2 separate regions of the Mus musculus genome follow, and region 2 is linked to region 1. Evidence: chromatin contacts called from ENCODE POLR2A ChIA-PET data. All regions are on one chromosome and are shown on one strand. The core of a region is the stretch at or near the end of the contact, and the rest is flanking DNA. Distances in the headings are between cores, read along the strand shown.

Evidence for each region. ChIA-PET counts read pairs that join two places held with the same protein, here RNA polymerase II (POLR2A).
Region 2: POLR2A ChIA-PET joins it to region 1 with 10 read pairs in Patski. The contact joins the promoter of Cpeb4 here to the enhancer-like site in region 1. POLR2A ChIA-PET finds 5 or more read pairs at or near these places in 4 of 5 experiments (Patski and embryonic stem cell).

The regions. Positions count from the first base shown.
Region 1 is chr11:31,737,372-31,743,273 of GRCm38, forward strand. No RefSeq gene overlaps it. Among named protein-coding and RNA genes, the nearest start is that of Gm39674, 11 kb to the right of the region's middle. Within about 2 kb of position 1,512, at least 1 of the 3 ENCODE cell types and tissues checked has a DNase peak (open chromatin) inside an H3K27ac peak, as active enhancers do.
Region 2 is chr11:31,868,089-31,873,836 of GRCm38, forward strand. Cpeb4 (cytoplasmic polyadenylation element binding protein 4) reads left to right here and starts at 2,852. Exons shown (of 10, transcript NM_026252.4): 1 at 2,852-5,324. The coding sequence starts at 4,200.

The DNA of each region.
Region 1 (5,902 bases), core at 262-2,761:
CTATATCAATTAACCTGATCTAGAACTTCCTCCACCGACTCATCCAGATGTTTGTCTCCTAGGCGATTCTCTAGTCTGTCAAGTTGACCGTCCATAGTGAGTTCCCAGCATCATTGACTGGCGGTGTTGTTCATTGGCATGGAGAGTCTGCTGCTCCCCTTCGGGATGGTGGAACATCAGACCACATAGTACTCGCCTGAGGAAAGAGCCAGATTCAGTAATCAAAGTATGGTTTCTATGGATTATGGAGCACTCCATACCATCATAAAGTCAGGGCAACATACAGAAGGCTTTGTGTGTGTCACCATGGTTCCATTTTTCCTTATAGCCTCCCACACTGGTGAGACACTTACTGGACAGGGAACCCACATGGATACATTGTCATTCACTAAAATACATAGCTTAGGTTGGGTTTACCATTGGTGGTCACTGTTTGATGGGTTCTCACGAGTGCATTAGTCCTAGTTCTATTATAGTTTTATCCAGGAAGGATGCACAGACCCTGCAGCTCTGTGTGCCTGTCTCCCACCCCAGCACTCAGCCTTCTGTACTTCATGGCAGTCTGCACAGATAGAGCAGGGTTGTCACTCAGTTAAGACCTGTTTCCTCCCCTGGATGGAACAAAGCTTGCGGCCACATCCACTGCCACATCTCCTGGATCTCTTATGGTACAGCCCATATAACAGCTTCCTGTCAATCAGCTACTCGTCAACTCTGTTGATGGATAAGGAGCTTGCAGACACCCTTGTGGGTGAGCAGCAAAGAGGAGGAGGATGAAAGAGGGTTCCTGGAACTGCTTGGAGCAGGTGGTGCTCAGGAGCAAAGAGGAATCCGCTTATGAGTCACTGTGGTCCATGCCCAGAGCCTCCCTTTAAGGCAAGAGATTGTCAAAGCAGTTGTCTTCAGGCAAAGCAGCTGAGAATCCACAGTAGGACCTCTTCTGGCAGTCAAGTATTTGCTCTTTCCCTCAAGGGGCGATGTGGGCTGGAGCCAAGGATTATGTCCTGGGTGCCAAGCTCTGAGATGCCCTGCCAGGACATGGTGTGGGCTATCTGAGTCTTCTGACTTTTGGAGTCACTTCCAGATCTTTTGGCCCAGTAAATGATTAAGCAGTTAAATAGACAGAGGCTCCTTAAAGAAACCAGCTTCCCTTCCTACCTGCCCCAGTTGCTCCTGAATTTACTGTCAGTGAGCCAGTTTCTAGGACAAACCTCACTGGTTTTTATTTTATTGCCAGAGCCTTGTGACCTTGAAGCCAATCAGTGAGTGACCTTACTTGTCCTGAAGTTTCCTAAGTCTCATCTCCTCTAAGACCTGAAGGAGTGGACCTCAGGATCCCTATGGTTCTCTTGGGAAGGGGCAGGCTACTGGTGGCCCCATTTGCCCAGAAGGCAGGGCAAGCCAGTGAAAATGCCCCCCCCCTTTTGCTACCTGGCCTTGCCAGCCTAGGTGCCCTGCGGCTGAATCAGATTGAGTTTCCTTGGCTTGAGCTATGTTCTCTTGTCCATATTTTCATCTGCTTGACTTTGCAAATTTGCTGCCTGCCAGCCGTATGACCTGGATTCACCGAGAACACCTCAGGCCTTTGCTTGGGCCCCTAGAGGCCCCTAGTTTATTTCAGGGCCAGGTAAGGACTAGGAAAGGATATGAAGCTGAAGATGAGGCCAAGATATGTAGTGTATTTTGATGTCAAATCTCGTCCTGTGACCTCCTTTTGGACCATTTCCCTGGTCCTTGAGCTTGCAGGGTGAGATCCTGTGATTCCCTGGGGTCTCCCCAGAACCACACAGTAAACAGATGGTTGCTGCAGCATTTGCACTCAGCCAACAACAGGGCTGCTTTTCTGTGTAAGGCAGGCCTCATACCCAGAATCCTCTGCTGGTTCCCGGTTCTAGGGGCTACAATGAAGCAGATTTCTGGGTTAAAAATATCAGACAAAACCCCCATTTCTGTGAACACTGAGAAAACCTAAACCTTTCAGGAGAAAGGTCACCCATGTCATCATGAATTCCTAGAGGGGACACAGGACCTGACTGACTGGGTGGCTTATATGATCACTGCCTTCCCCAAGACCCTGTAGCCATGGACTAGACTTCAAGTTTCAGAAATGAGCTAATCAGGACCCTGACCCCTGGGCCTAGTGGGGGGTTTTGTTGGTTGGGCTTTAGATTCTTAACCTGTTAGATGAGGTGGGTGCTCGATCACTGACCTTGGTCCCCTTAGGGGTAAGACACTGAGGTGACAGTAAAGAGGCTTCAGTGCGGTGGTTTTACCTGCCTGAATCCAGAGAATCCCAACATCTGTGGAATACTCGTCCTTTCAATATTTCTCTTCCCAGGTAGTGTCCACGCCACTTCCTCGAATTCAGGGTCCTCTGCTTTTGCTTGCAAATGAAAGATACATCTCAAGATGGGATAGATAGCTCTGTTTCTTTTCTGTAAAGTGGGTTCATAATTGTACACATGCTCATCAGCTGCTCATGAGAGCGCAGGCTCGCAGCAAAGCTATGAGCAGCCAATTATACATGTTCATTGCCAGTTATACATGGTCAGTTGCCAGCTCTATACACTCAGTTGCTGTACCAGCGTCTCCCTTTGGTCCAGTGGCTGTGACTCAGCCTCCCTTATCCCAAGTGGTGAAGAAGAGGGAGCACTAAAGCGACATTCTCACATATAGTTAATGGCCTTCTCTTCACTTATTAATGGCTGGGCTCACAAGCTGTGGCAACGGGGCTACAGAGCCAAGATGGTGTAGGCAGAGTGGGCATGGGCCTCTGTGCTAGGCTATCTCTCCCTGAGTACTCGGTGGTAGCACTAAAGGTTGAGTAGGGTCAGATGGGCTTGCTTGGGTCAAAAGTGTAGGGCAGGAGAGAGGACACATCCATCCAAGGGGACCCACTGTGTACTGACGAGCAGGAAGGAGTTAAAGTCACATGTATGGCCTTGGTGAGGAGATCTAACACATGGAGAGGAAACAAGATGCACGCTCTGGAAAACTTACAAATGAGCAACACAAGCCCCATCATACTGAGGGTCACAATCACCTTGGTAGACACAGCAAATCACAGGAAGTCACTGCTATGAAATGGAAGTCTGCGGTGTGATGTAATAAGGAAAGCTCCCAGGAAGAAGCCACTCCATGCACTCCACCTTTTACGAGGCTGATTGGAATGTCAAGGACCATGGAGAGGTTGGAATGTTGCCAGTCTACAGCCCACTAGTATTTATTTGGAGCTCTCTTCAGCCACCTTGATAGCCATTCCTTGCCCACCTCTGGGTCTGACCTAACATCCTCCTGGCAACCAGATGAAACTTTAGGAATGCACCAGACTCCCTGAGAACCCTAGCCTCCACCCCCGTAAAGGCCAGTCGTCCTCAGGCAGCCTCTGAGCCGCACAGCTAAGACCCCCCAGCATTGCTGTCAGTGCCCACCTGGTGTTTTCGAGAATATTTCTGGAGAGTATTGATTTACGACTTTCTTTGTTGTGCTTCAGAAAGGCTTCATGACACTGCTGCCTCATCGGAACATGGGGCTTGGCAAAGTTGGAAACCATGTCCCTGGGCCCCTGTCACTCATGTTCAGCTCAGGCATCCACTCTCTCTCTCATCCCCTTTGAGGTGGGAGCTTGGCCTCAGGACAGAGCTTGGAGGGAGGATAAAATGGGGACTGGTGACACAGAGAGGACCTGCTTGGCCTCCTTGATTGATGGCTTCTGCTTTTCCCCCAGGTGGAAAGCATCCTCCATGCCATAACCCAAACTGTATGTGCCCTATGTCTGAAATCTCCCATGACAAAAGCTTCCATGACGGGCTTATCCTTGTCACCAGACAAGGCTGATCTGCTGTTGGTTTTCTTTCCATTAAAGGATGATTTTGCTTCTAGAATTTCTTTCTTTTAAATATAAGAGCACTGGACTTAGACTCCAAAGCCTAGGGCTGGGATAAATCCTCACTACCTTGTGCCAGCCTGGGTTCCTGCAGCAGAACCTCAGCCTCCACAAACAGCATTAGGCCATTTGTCTGCTTAACACTCCCTGCTTTCTGAAACCCCAGGCTGTGCACTCTTTAGCTTTACAGTTCCCTGTCCTGCCTAACAAAAGAGGTTCCAGAACCTGAAACCCACCCATTCTCCTTCACTGACCCATACAGACAGTGCCTCTGGAACAAGTGGGTCCCTTCAACCATCTGGTCTCAGAGATCCACAGCCAACAAAGACAAGGCTCGGGCTCTGCACCCTGTATGAACTTTGCTGTCTCTGGCTGATACTTCAGGGTTTATTTGGTGACACCTCTTCCAGGAAGCCTTCCTAAATGGCCACCTTTGTTCCCACAGACTCTCTGTTAATCCAGATCAACCAACTTAATCAGCACAGCTCAGGGAAATCATCCCTAAATGTCACATTTCCACTAGATTACAGCATCCCAAAGGCAGACACTAGGTCTTAGGTTCCTTTGTTTGCTTAGCAGTGATTGCACAGGTTCTAGCTCCATGGCATTCAGATATCAGCTCGATAATGGCAGGATTCTGTCTGCTTTGTTCATCTGTGTAGTCCAAGTACATGGCACATGGCTGACATGTGGCATGTGGCAACCTCTGGTTACCAACTGAAGGGATAAATGGCTGATTGGCTCTAGAGAGGTGTGTTCTACTACTACTCAGATGGTGTGTGAGTTTGGGCAAGACACTTTACGTCCCTGAGCCTCCCTTCCCCTCTAACTGGGGATATTAATGGTATTGCTTTCAGAGGGTCACTCTGAAGGCTAAGCAAAGATGCACGGGACAGTCAAATGTCAGCCACATGGCCTCAGATGCTTACACATGAATCTAAGCCTGACCCCAAAGGCCTGGGATAAATTCCCAGTGGGCCTTGAGGTTGTCTTTCTGAGCTCAGAGCTCCCTCACTTTCCTGGGTGGTCCATGGGAAAGGGTTAACAGATCTGTGCTCCTTCTCTTTGGCCAGAAGCTGGTGACCTCTGGGGGTCACCTCTGACTGCTGGGTCATCAGAGGCTTTGTGTAGGGGCTGTTGATGGTTGGACAGCTCTACCGAGTCTTCAGGGCCCAGCTGGACAATGCTGCCAAGGTCACAGTCCCCTTTGCCTCAATGGCTCTTTCTTCAAATAGAGGCAGCCCCTTTGGAAGCTATGGGCAGCTAAGTCAGCCAGCTGTCTGAGGCCTCTCAGGTCCCTTTGAGTCCCAAGATGTGAGGCAGGCCAGCATGAAGGAGAGATAGGCTTCCATGGTGCTTTTACACTGTGGCATCATGACTGGGCTTCATCTCTCTAAGTGTGTGAGTGGGAAAAGCTACCTTTAAACATGCTGGGATTATCTCACTTCTCTGAGAAAGCAACACCACTCACCAGTCATGAGCGACTTAATATGGGACATAAGAGAAAAAAGTCTGGCATGGGGCATGGTTACTGTAATGTTTGCCCAGCATATGTGAGGCCGCATGTTCAATTTTCAGCACAGAGAAAAAAATCATAACAAAGAAATACAGGGCGTGCGGTACACAGCTGTGAGGGCTGATACTGGGTGCGGCCCTCCTGTGCTGGGGAGAGCAACCCAGAAACCCAGGTCTCCATGACTCCTTGCATATGGGTGTTTGTGCATGGCAGTGCTAACCCCGTGTCCTACATAACTGGAAATCTAGGGCACCAGGAATGAGAAAAGGCTCTCATAAGACATACATACCACTGAGCATGTCTGTGCACACAATGAAAAAGAAACATTTGGGATCCAGGTCAGAGGTCCAATGCTGCTTGTCTTGGCCAAGGTCTCCAGGGTACAGCTTCTATGCTCTACAGCTGCTCACTGGAGCTTCACCCTCCTTCCTTCAGTGCTGCCTGCTCTTGTTTGCCGGGCAGAACTTGTCCTTCACAGCAGGATCAAACCCCCTTTCTAA
Region 2 (5,748 bases), core at 1,602-4,101, 130 kb after region 1:
ATATCCTGAGTTTCTGAGTAGATTGCAGACTTAAAGGAACCGTTTCTCCCTTCCTTCTCTCTTCCTCTCAGTGTCTAACCACCAGCCTGACCCTTGATGACTCAGATGTCCCAGTGATCATCCTAGTCTCAGCCCAGACCAAACCTTAAACAAGTAGAGTGACCTGGTACGGAAGCACTGACTGATCCTGGAATGTCTTCTGCAAACCAAGAGAGGTTCCTGAACACTGGTCCATGCAACTTCTTCTAGGTAGAAGATGCCGCTGAAGCAACTCTCTGGACTCAATGTCTTAATAAGGAACACGTATCTTGATCCCTGCATGTGGGCACTGCGCTTACACAGACCTCATGTAACTCACTATCCTAGGAAGGTCTGGGGATACTGTCCACATGGCTCTATGGGGAAGAAAGGACTTGGAGTGGTGATGCTGAAGGCTACATAAGGAGGAAGCAGCAGATCTGAGTTCAAATTGAGGGCTGTTTGGTTTTCAGGTCAGTTTCCTCTAAGACACAGTTGCCATTTTAAGATACTGAGAAGAACTGATAGCTCCAAGTGACCCACAACCATCTACTGGACACAGAACATCCAGCTAGTCATTAAGTAAACATGTACTAAGTCTGTTCTGAGCCAGATCCTCTATTGGTCACTGGTGACATAAAGACAAATCACACACACACACACACACACACACACACACACACACACACACACACACACACAAATCACCCTTAAGAAACTAACTTACTGACACCCAGTAGTAATTTAAAAAGAGGAATCTTACAAGACTCTCTAGTAAGGGGAAGTTAGGGAAATCATTCTGAAAGAAATAGTACCTGGCTGAGCCAGCTCAGTCTCAAGGTATGTGTGTGTGTGTCAAGGGGAGCGGCAGAAAAGGAAAACAACAGAGTAAGATCCAACCTTACCTATGCTCAAAGAACTCACAGAACTGCAGAGGTCAGTATGATACATATACACGAAGGAGAATAACATCCCCGAATAAGATCCACATAGGCAAGCCATACAGGAAGTGTTGGAGAATTGAGACACTTGATATAGAAGGAAGGGTTAGATGACGGTGATGATGAGTCTTTGAGACAAGATGATAGCCCTGGCTAGCCTGGAACTTGCTTGATGTGTAGACCTGATGGCTTAGAACTCAGGGATTAAAGGTGTGTGTCACCATACTGGGTAGATAGATATAGATATAGATATATGATTTTGTTGGAATTACTTTGGGCTCTATCTTAGTTTTTTCTTCAGTTTCCATTTCCCAAAGGAAACATTTATTCAACACATATCTAAAACTTATGCTGAGGACAATATATTACTTCAGGCCCCAGCAGAGTAAACGATAGTAGGCCTATACAAAGGCAAAGACAGGGAGGCCTTGAGTAGACAGCAAATAACCAACATGTGAGCTCCAAACCAAATGGCATAAGAAACTAAATGATGAATTCAGATTTGAATATCAGACCTTTCAGAAAAGATTTCATTCTTGCTGCTTTTCTCTATGTATGTCTCCATTCAAGATTCCTCTCTGGTGCTTCCAATCTTCAATGTCAAATCTTTCGAGCAGTGGCTCTCAACCTTCCTAATGCTGCGACCCTTTCATACAGTTACTCGTGCTGTGGTGACCCCTCCCCACCATAAAATTACTTTTGTTGCTACTTCATAACTGTAATTTTGCTACTGTTATGAATTGTAATGTGAACATCTGTGTTTTCTGAGGGTCTTAGGCAATCCCTGTGAAAGGGTCATTGGACACCTCCCTGAAGGCATCACAACCCAGTTGTTGAGAACTACTGTTTTAAGCACTGATTTAGAGACATAAGCCACCAATGTAATATAATGCCATATAAAAGCATGAGCGGTATCGAGGGTCATGTATGCCTGTAAAAAGAGATTCCGAAGGCAGAGTAGGTAGGTTGGAGACTTACTCCTAAAACGAAATGAGAGTTTGCCAAGAGGAGACGACAAAGGCGTGGAAAAAGGCACAGAGAATACTGCCCACAGGACAATACGGAGTTTGGTCTTTATTCTCCAGGTAACGGACTGCCATTTTTAAAAAGGTATGAGCACAACAGGACCGTGACTGGAATTTCGTTTTTAGAAAAATCCCTCCGTTCTGCTTGGAAGGTGGAGTAGAAAGCTAATAGTTGGTGGCTCAGCCATGGACGCCTACAGCATCTGCATCTCAAAGGGAGGATGGGAGAGTAGGTGGTTCGGGTGGAGGAATGGAGACTGAAGGGAATCCCTCCGGAGACGTGCGTTCAGGATAAGGACTATGCAGTTCTAGGCACAGCACAGATGCCGGGAAAACCCGCCTCTCCTTCCATCCCTCGGGGGCGGAGCTCGGGCCAGAGCACGTGATGCCCGGGGCACCCACCTTTACTCAGGGCAGGCCTCTCGTTTATTCTAGGTTTCATGGGTTGCCACTTCGACCCCCAACACTTTAGCTCAGTGTTTCAGTGTGCAAGATGTCCATTCTCTTCCGAGCGTCTCTCTACGGACTTCCTAAGAAGCCTGCTTTGGGAACATAAATCGCAAAGGAATCTTTGCCCATAAAAAAGATGGCGGTGCACCGCTTGCACTGGGTGCGCAGACCCGAGGCCGACGCCGGCCCCGCTGGGCGAGGCGCAGGCGGAAGAGGCGGCTCTGAGATGACCAGAGACCTTCCTGGGTGGAGCTCTGAGGCTGGGAGGCGTGGCCTAGTCGGGATTGTGGTGTCGGATTGGTCTTCCGGCTGCTAGGCGTGGCCTCCGCAGCACCCCGCCCCTCCCTCATCGAACCGGAAGTGTCTCTCGGTCTTTCCAGCTGGTTGTCATTTCACTCGGCTCGGTCCTGAGGAGAAGGACTCAGCCGCGGCTGCGGGACCTGGGCACCGGAGGCAGTGGCGGCGGCGGCGGCGGCGGCAGCGGCGACAGCAGAGGAAGACGAGGAGGAAGAAGGAAGAAAAAGAAGAGCCAGACGGAGTCCGCAACGACGACAGCTGGGACTGCGGGACCGGGGAAAAGCGGCGGCGGCGGCGGCCCAGCAACCGTGAGGAGAAACAAAAGCCTTCTAAATTATAGTTTCCAATCAGTCTAGGGGAAAAGAGAGCGCGAGCCGAGGGGGGAGGCTTTTCTCCTGTAGAGTAACTACGGTAGCGGGGTTTTCCTTTTTGTCCATCCCCCTTCCCCCTCCCCCCGGCGGAGAATCGAACTGAGAGAACTGAACAAACCGCCCCTGGGTCCCATGAGGGAAAAAAATCCCGGAGCCGCAGAGAGGGGAAGAGGCAGAAACCGCAGGACCTTCCAGGTCGCCCCCTTGCTCCCCGCACCCCCGGGCCGCCAGCTTGCCCTTGTCCAGTCTCGCTAATCCCTCCTGATCGCGACACCCCCCAGAGGGAGAAACGGGTGTTTCCAACCCCTTTCATGGGGGAAAGGAGGCCGAGGGGAGCCCAAGAACAGCAAACGCAGCAAGATCTGCACCCGGAGCCCAAGGAACAGCCCCAGAGGCCCACACTGCACCCTACAAAAGAACAGAAACAGGACCAGGAACAGCAGAAATCTCCCTGCAATCATCTTTCCTTTAGTCAAGGCTGATTTCCTCTTTGGCAACCAGAAATTCACCTCCCGCCCCAGATAACCTAATATAATCTATCTATATATAAATATATAATATATAATGTTCTTAAATTATTCCTGATTTTTTTAACCAAGCTGCCAAGAAAAGAACGTATTCACCCCTTAATCCTATTCTAATTTTTATGTGAATCTAAACTGCTGAGGAAGACCATATGTGATTGTTAAATTTTATATATATATATTTTTACTCCGCACAATGCTTATTCTTCTATATCCATAGATGCTTGAGAAGCTGTGTTTTTGTCATTCATGAACATTTTCCTTTGGAAAAAGAAAGCGCCTATTTTACTAACCAAAGACTTGATTTTTACCTTTTTCCTTTTTTATTCCTTCCTTGAAATAAGCCCAATTGGATTCATATCAATATTTTAAGAGGTTTTTTTTTTTAGGTTCTTTTCCATTCAGAGAGACCAGAATTCCAAATCAGAGATACGTAGGGTGATAAGCTGTGATCTTTGAGTTAGCTATAAATAAGATACTTCAAGCAAACATATTTGAGATACAGGGGAGGAAAGACGTGAGACATTAGGTTGTCTTTTTTTTATTGTGAGATTCTGATCCTAAAAATAATAAATGGGGGATTACGGGTTTGGAGTGCTAGTGCAAAGCAATACTGGGAATAAATCTGCTTTTCCAGTCCGATTCCATCCACATCTGCAGCCTCCACACCATCACCAAAATGCCACCCCCAACCCTGCTGCTTTTATAAATAATAACACAGCTGCCAATGGCAGCAGTGCTGGGTCAGCCTGGCTCTTTCCTGCCCCGGCTACTCATAACATTCAGGATGAGATCTTGGGGTCAGAAAAAGCAAAAAGTCAACAGCAAGAACAACAAGACCCTTTAGAAAAGCAACAGCTCTCCCCGAGTCCAGGTCAGGAAGCTGGAATACTGCCTGAAACTGAAAAGGCAAAAGCTGAAGAAAATCCAGGGGACAGTTCTTCAGAAAACAGCAACGGAAAAGAAAAACTACGCATTGAATCACCAGTGTTGACAGGGTTTGATTACCAAGAAGCCACCGGTCTCGGGACTTCCACCCAACCCTTGACATCCAGTGCATCGTCCCTTACTGGTTTCAGTAACTGGTCAGCAGCGATAGCACCTTCTTCCTCCACTATAATCAATGAAGATGCAAGTTTCTTTCACCAGGGAGGGGTCCCTGGCGCTTCAGCTAATAATGGTGCTCTCTTGTTTCAAAATTTTCCCCATCATGTCAGCCCTGGCTTTGGTGGTAGCTTCTCCCCTCAGATCGGGCCTCTCTCCCAGCACCATCCTCATCACCCCCATTTCCAGCACCATCACAGCCAGCATCAGCAGCAGAGGAGGTCTCCTGCCAGTCCCCACCCCCCACCTTTCACACATAGAAGTGCTGCTTTTAACCAGCTGCCTCATTTGGCGAATAATCTTAACAAACCTCCTTCTCCATGGAGCAGCTACCAGAGTCCTTCTCCAACCCCCTCTTCTTCCTGGAGCCCAGGAGGTGGCGGCTACGGTGGCTGGGGAGCATCTCAAGGCCGGGATCACCGCAGAGGGCTGAACGGTGGAATAACACCCCTGAACTCAATCTCACCTTTGAAGAAAAATTTCGCAAGCAATCATATTCAGCTCCAGAAGTATGCTCGCCCTAGCTCAGCCTTTGCTCCAAAATCCTGGATGGAAGATAGCTTGAACAGGGCTGACAACATTTTTCCTTTTCCGGTAAGATGTTGTTCCATTAATATATTAAGATGAATAAGGAAGTAGTGTGGTGGAGTGTCTGTGGAATGAGAGAATCAGACTTGTCTGTGCTTACATTAGAGATCTTAGGAAATGAATCAGTTACCAGCCTTTATTTTAGCAAACGGGTGTAATTGGAAGAAAATAGTTAACTGTTTCTTGGGCCTTAATTTTTCCATTTATAATTACAGATACTGAGTAGTTAGTGATGTCCTAATTAATTATACCTTTCTTGCTTAACGAGAATTTTCCTCACTTGAGGAAGAATGGTAAAACAGTAATATGTAGCAGAAATGTATGAATTTTATTATGGAAACTAATGAATGTTTTCTGTCTAGGAAAATGACCTTTTTTTGACATTGTAAGGTAGGGAGTCACTGAAAGCAACGAGTTCCAGATTTCCTCC